Linked DNA regions of Homo sapiens: region 1 is linked to region 2. A link is an interaction called in ENCODE POLR2A ChIA-PET data of the cell type or tissue named here. Cell type or tissue: PC-3. All regions are shown on one strand. Links, peaks and the distances in the headings refer to the core of each region. The heading gives the core; the rest is flanking DNA.

What was found. Peaks named below come from ENCODE experiments on the same cell type or tissue, not always from the same donor. Only the 100,000 strongest peaks of a DNase experiment are listed, where the experiment ranks them.
Region 1: POLR2A ChIA-PET joins it to region 2 with 13 read pairs; 2 of 35 experiments call an interaction of 5 or more read pairs at or near these places.

Annotation. Positions count from the first base shown.
Region 1 is chr17:6,677,954-6,680,860 of GRCh38, forward strand. No RefSeq gene overlaps it. Among named protein-coding and RNA genes, the nearest start is that of MIR4520-1, 24 kb to the left of the region's middle. In PC-3, for the core only: no CTCF peak of the experiment used is centred there; a DNase peak (open chromatin) is centred at 1,478; H3K4me3 peaks cover 429 bases; H3K27ac peaks cover 1,359 bases.
Region 2 is chr17:7,034,293-7,037,199 of GRCh38, forward strand. SLC16A13 (solute carrier family 16 member 13) reads left to right here and starts at 1,723. Exons shown (of 4, transcript NM_201566.3): 1 at 1,723-2,289; 2 at 2,435-2,578. The coding sequence starts at 2,091. RefSeq lists enhancers at 1,162-1,662, 1,271-1,320, 2,051-2,290. In PC-3, for the core only: no CTCF peak of the experiment used is centred there; a DNase peak (open chromatin) is centred at 1,609; H3K4me3 peaks cover 1,819 bases; H3K27ac peaks cover 1,154 bases.

The DNA.
Region 1 (2,907 bases), core at 274-2,773, 360 kb before region 2:
TAATCATTTTGGTGCTTGGTGCTTCTAAAAGTCTTACTCCTTCCCTGGGTGGCACCAGGTCACAGCTACAGCCCCATCTGGAGGGTGCCTTGGGGTGGACCTGGGACTCGTGTGGTCCTGGTAGGCATCCTCAGAAGCACTGCAGAAAAGGACAGCGTGGGGAGGAGCCGCAATGGCTGACATGAGCCCCCAGAAGCTCAGAAGGGTCACTGTGCCCATTTCACAGGCAAGGAACTACACCCAGCGAGGAGACCCTGGAGCTCAGCTGTGCCTCCCGGTCTCCCAGACACTCCTGCACTGTGGACGGGGGTGGCCCATGTGGAAGAGTCAGGAAACAGAGGAAGGGAAGGAGAGCCTTTTCCCCCTCTGTCCTCGCAGAGCCTGCCAAGGAACAGTCTCTCCTCCAACATCCTCCTCCACTGGACCATGTAGGGAAAACATCGCAGGGTGAGGGGCCATCTGGTATGGCCCTTCCTGTTAGGCTGGGGAGCTGGCCAGGTAAGGTAAGGTCACCTCAGCCTGTGTGTCGCCAGCCCCCACGGGAGAACTCAAAGACGAGCATCAGCCCTCTTCTTAAAGGAAAGAGCCTAGAGCTGTTCCAAGGAGCCCCTTCCCAGAGCCTGACCCTCTGGGGTTGGCAACAGGAGTGAACAAAACAGACAAAAATCCCTGTTCTCATAGGGCTTACATTCTTACAGAGGTCGGAGAGACAGACCAAATAAAAAGTAAATTGCATAGTATGTCAGAAGATGAAAAGTACAATAGAGAAAAGTCCAGGAGGCTGCAGAGAGAGAGTGTGGAGCAGATGAGGGAGTTGTCATCTGAACTAGGCTGAGAAGGGACCACTGAGCAAAGATTGGAGCAGTGAGGGAGCAGGAGGAGACCCCGCATGCTCCAGACAGCAGGGGCCAGGGTTCTAGGTCAGAGTGAGTCAGTGGCTCTCAACTACAGGCAATTTTGCCTTCCAGGGGACATTTGGCAATGTCTACAGACATTTTTCATTGTCACACCTGGAAGGGGAGAGGGTTGCTATTGGCCTCTACTAAATATTAATAGAAGCTAAGATTCTGCTCGGTATCCCACAGTGCACACAACAGCCTCTTACAACAAAGAAGTATTCGGTCCAAAATGTCAATATTGCTGAAGTCAGGAAATCCTGGAGTGAGTGAGGGGAAGAGGAATAGGAGAGATAGCCAGGGAGATAAATGCCAACCCATTTTTTTTTTTTTTTTTTTTGGAACTGAAGAAGCTGACTTAGAAATTCTTATGGAAAAATATGTGAAAATAGCGAGGCAAAAATAATGAAAAAGAAGAATAAACAAAGTAGCCTCAGCAGATCTTCACATATATTATAAAAATCCCTATGACAGCTGAATGACTAATTTCTTAAATACATAAAGACTTCTTACAAATTAATAAAAAAAGAACTCTTGGGGCTGGGCGCAGTGGCTCATGCCTGTAATCCCAGCACTTAAACCCAGCATGTAAACCTAGCTTAAACCAGGGAGGTGGAGGTTGCAGTGAGCCGAGATTGCACCACTGCACTCTAGCCTGGGTGACAGAGCGTGAGGCACCGCATCTGGCCAGAAACTATTCTTACATAGGTGCACAAAGATGTATGTATAGATATGCTTATTACAGCATTAGCAATCCACTGGAAACAACCCAACGCCCATCAATAGGGAATTTGATTATTCTGTGATGCATACTTACAATAGAAAACCTTGCAGCTTTTCACACCTGTAATCCCAGCACTTTGGGAGGCCGAGGCAGGCGGATCACAAGGTCAAGAGATCGAGACCATCCTGGCTAACACGGTGAAACCCCGTCTCTACTAAAAAATACAAAAAAATTAGCTGCGCGTGGTGGCAGGCGCCTGTAGTCCCAGCTACTTGGGAGGCTGAGGCAGGAGAATGGCGTGAACCCGGGAGGCGGAGCTTGCAGTGAGCCGAGATCGCGCCACTGCACTCCAGCATGGGTGACAGAGTGAGACTCCATCTCAAAAAAGAAAACCTTGCAGCTTTTAAAAAGACTGGGGCTCACTCTTAGGTATGCCTCAGGAGAATTGAAAACATATGCTCACAAAAGAAACTTGTACAGAGATGTTTATAATGGCTTTATTTATAATAGCCCCAAATTGGAACAGCCCACGTGTCCAATGGGAGACGACACAAACTGTGGTATATTCGTACAAAGGAACACTATTTAGCAACAGTAAAATGAACAGATATACAACAACAGGAATGAATTTCAGAAGTATTTCATTAAACAAAATAAATCAGACCCAAGAATACTCCTGTATGATTCCATTTCTATGAAGTTCAACGGACACAACTCATCCATGGTGACAGAAATCAGAACGTGGTTGCCGCAGGAAGTGTTACTTGAAAGGGCAGAGAGAACTCTGGGCAGGAGGCTTGTGGAATTTGGATGTGGTTTCTAAGATGTAAGCATTTGTCAAAATCATTGGATGGAACACTGAAGATCTGTGCAGTTTTCTAAATTTAATCTCACCTCTATTTATTTATTGAGAAATGGAGTCTGTGCAGTGGCGCCATCTCGGCTCACTGCAATCTCCGCCTCCCGGGTTCACGCTATTCTCCTGCCGCAGCCTCCCTAGTAGCTGGGACTACAGGCCCCCGCCACCAAGCCCGGCTAATTTTTTGTATTTTAGTAGAGTCAGGGTTTCACCATGTTGGCCAGGATGGTCTCGATCTCCTGACCTCGCGATCTGCCCGCCTTGGCCTCCCAAAGTGCTGGGATTACAGGCGTGAGCCACCGCGCTCAGCCTAATCTCACATCCGTTTAAAACTAACATTAACTATTGAATAAAAACAATTAGCCAAACTTAGTATGTCCTGAAATAGAATGATCTCCAAATAAATTCTTAATTGGTGGAGGGGGGTA
Region 2 (2,907 bases), core at 171-2,670:
GCTAAGCTAATATTACTTGGCTCCTGCTGCATGTCAGCACATAAACTAAGCATTTTTAGTGCATGGATTTTCTAACTGAACCCCTTGGGCAACGCTTAATAGTAGGTACTATTATCCCCAGTTTACAGATGGGGAAACCAACTGAGAGATTCAGCATCTTGATCGAGTTAAGTAATAAAGTCAAGATTGGAACTGGGCCAGGCACGGTGGCTCACGCCTGTAATCCCAGAACTTTGGGAGGCCAAGGCTGGTGGATCACTTGAGGTCAGGAGTTCGAGACCAGCGTGGCCAACATGGTGAGACCTCGTCTCTACTAAAAATACCAAAATTAACTGGGCGTTGTGGTGGGAGCCTGTAATCCCAGAAACTCAGGAGACTGAGGCAGGAGAATCACTTGAACCCGGGAGGTGGAGGTTGCAGTGAGCCAAGATCATGCCACTGCACTCCAGCCTGGGCCACAGAGCAAGACTCCATCTCAAAATAAATAAATAAATAAATAAATAAATAAATAAATAAATAAATAAAAGACTGGAACTGTGATCTGATTCTAAAGACCCGAGTTCTTAATCACTATGTAATACAGCCACAGCAATTTCTGTATCTTTGGCATATTCCCCACCAGCCGACATTTTGACTCTTAGAAAGTATATATGTGTATTATTGATGATTACTTTTATTTCCCACATATAAAATTATTTAAGGCTCAATATGTCTTTTAAGACTACACACCTCCCTCCCTGCCTCCACTTCTTGTTTGCTGCTTTCCCCAGTAATCTGGGAGTGAACATTGAGTCCACGGTTTCAAGGTCAGGGTCCTGGGAAGTATGGCTTATAATGAAGGAACAGGAAATCCAAGCCATTGGTGTTATGGAGACTGGGAAGGACTGGGGAGTGTTTGCTAGGGGCCTGAGGACTACTTGGGTAAGAGGGGGCTGACTGCTCCAGTGGCCAGGGTCATAGTTTGTCTCTTTAGTCTACCCCACCATCAGATCAAAAAAGGTGGTTAGGAAGTGGTTGTTACTAGAGGGCAGAGGAAAAGGTTCCAGCCCCAGTGAGGAAGAGGTAGGTGGTGTTGGTGGGGCCCTGTGTGAGCTTACAGCCGCCCTTCCTCTCCTCAGTTATTTTTGGTCTCTGTGACCTGTAGGTTTCCTGTTAGTGGGAACAGAAGTGACAGGAACGAGTTCCCACTACAGAAATGAACGCCAGGAGTCCAACTCATTCCCCTTCTCTCTTCCCTTAGCCGTTGAACTTCTCAGGGATCCAGGCTTCTAGGTCTGCGTGCCTAGGGCTGCGTGTTAGTGGCTTCAGGCGCTGCGCCAAACACTTCGTTTGAGTCTCATCTCCTAACCCCTCCCCTACCCCCAACAGGGCCTTGCAATTCCTGGACCCCTCATTAAAGCAAGAGAGTCCTCTCCTCTCCAGACCCAGTTTACCCACCACTAACCCTTCCGTGTGGCTCTGGGTGCTGAAACGGGGATGACTTGGCCCGCTAGGTGAAGAGGAGACGGAAGCTTCCTGGCAGTCCCCGCGTCACGTGGGGCCCTACCTAGTCAGCCTCCTAACGCCCCTCCTTACGCATGCGCCCATTCACTGCTGGTCCCCAACAATGCCTAAATCCCGCCCTGCCCTTCTCGTTCCGCCCCTGCCCGGGAGCCCCGCGTCCTCATTGGCGAGCTCCAGGGTGGCCCGGCCCGGACACCCCAGTGATAAAATAGATCATCTACACGGAAACTGGCGCGCTCCAGGGGTGGGGCCCAAACTCAGTTCCACCCTCTGGCTCCCAGCCGAACACCGAACCGGGACCGATCCGGCCCCGGCTTGAACTAGCTCAGCTCCGAGCTCGCGGAACCACGCCCCCGGGAGACTCTGGCCCGGCCAGCGCGGGCCAGGTCTTCAGTCCTATATCGCCCCGCCTTGGGAAAAGGTGCAGGGGCCTCTCGCCGCCTCGTCGGGCCCTTCCTCTCTACCTGCCTCTCCAACCCCTCTCGGCCCCGAGCCACCCGGCAGCGGGGGTGGGTGTGCAGAGGTGCGGCGTCCAGAACCCGGCTCCTGCAGAGGCTCTGGGTGGCAGCAGCCCTGTTACCGCTTAGATGGCGCGCAGGACAGAGCCCCCCGACGGGGGCTGGGGATGGGTGGTGGTGCTCTCAGCGTTCTTCCAGTCGGCGCTTGTGTTTGGGGTGCTCCGCTCCTTTGGGGTCTTCTTCGTGGAGTTTGTGGCGGCGTTTGAGGAGCAGGCAGCGCGCGTCTCCTGGATCGCCTCCATAGGAATCGCGGTGCAGCAGTTTGGGAGTGAGTGCGGCGCCTGGATCTGGCGGACTGCGACCCTCGGAAGGGAGAGGGAATGCGGCGACTGGGAAGTGGAAGGGCGAGGGGCGGGAGATGCTGGGGGGGAGACCCCTGAGATCTTCTCGCAGCGCCCCTTCCACTTCCTCAGGCCCGGTAGGCAGTGCCCTGAGCACGAAGTTCGGGCCCAGGCCCGTGGTGATGACTGGAGGCATCTTGGCTGCGCTGGGGATGCTGCTCGCCTCTTTTGCTACTTCCTTGACCCACCTATACCTGAGTATTGGGTTGCTGTCAGGTGAGAGCCTGCACAAGGGCAGGAGAGTCAAATGCTTAGATCGTTGGATGTTCACCTCCTTCCTGCTCCTTCCAAAGGGTTCGGGGAGAAGCTGAGGGAAAGTTTAGCTAGCACCTGTACCCAGAAGGGAATTCTTAATAGGAATGACTAAAGCGACAAACATGGTGAGGAATTAGGAAATTCAAGGATGATGAAACCTGGCCGGGCACGGTGGCTCACGCCTGTAATCCCAGCACTTTGGGAAGCCGAGGCGGGTGGATCACGAGGTCAGGAGTTTGAGACCAGCCTGGCCAACATGGTGAAACCCCGTCTCTACAAAAATACAAAAA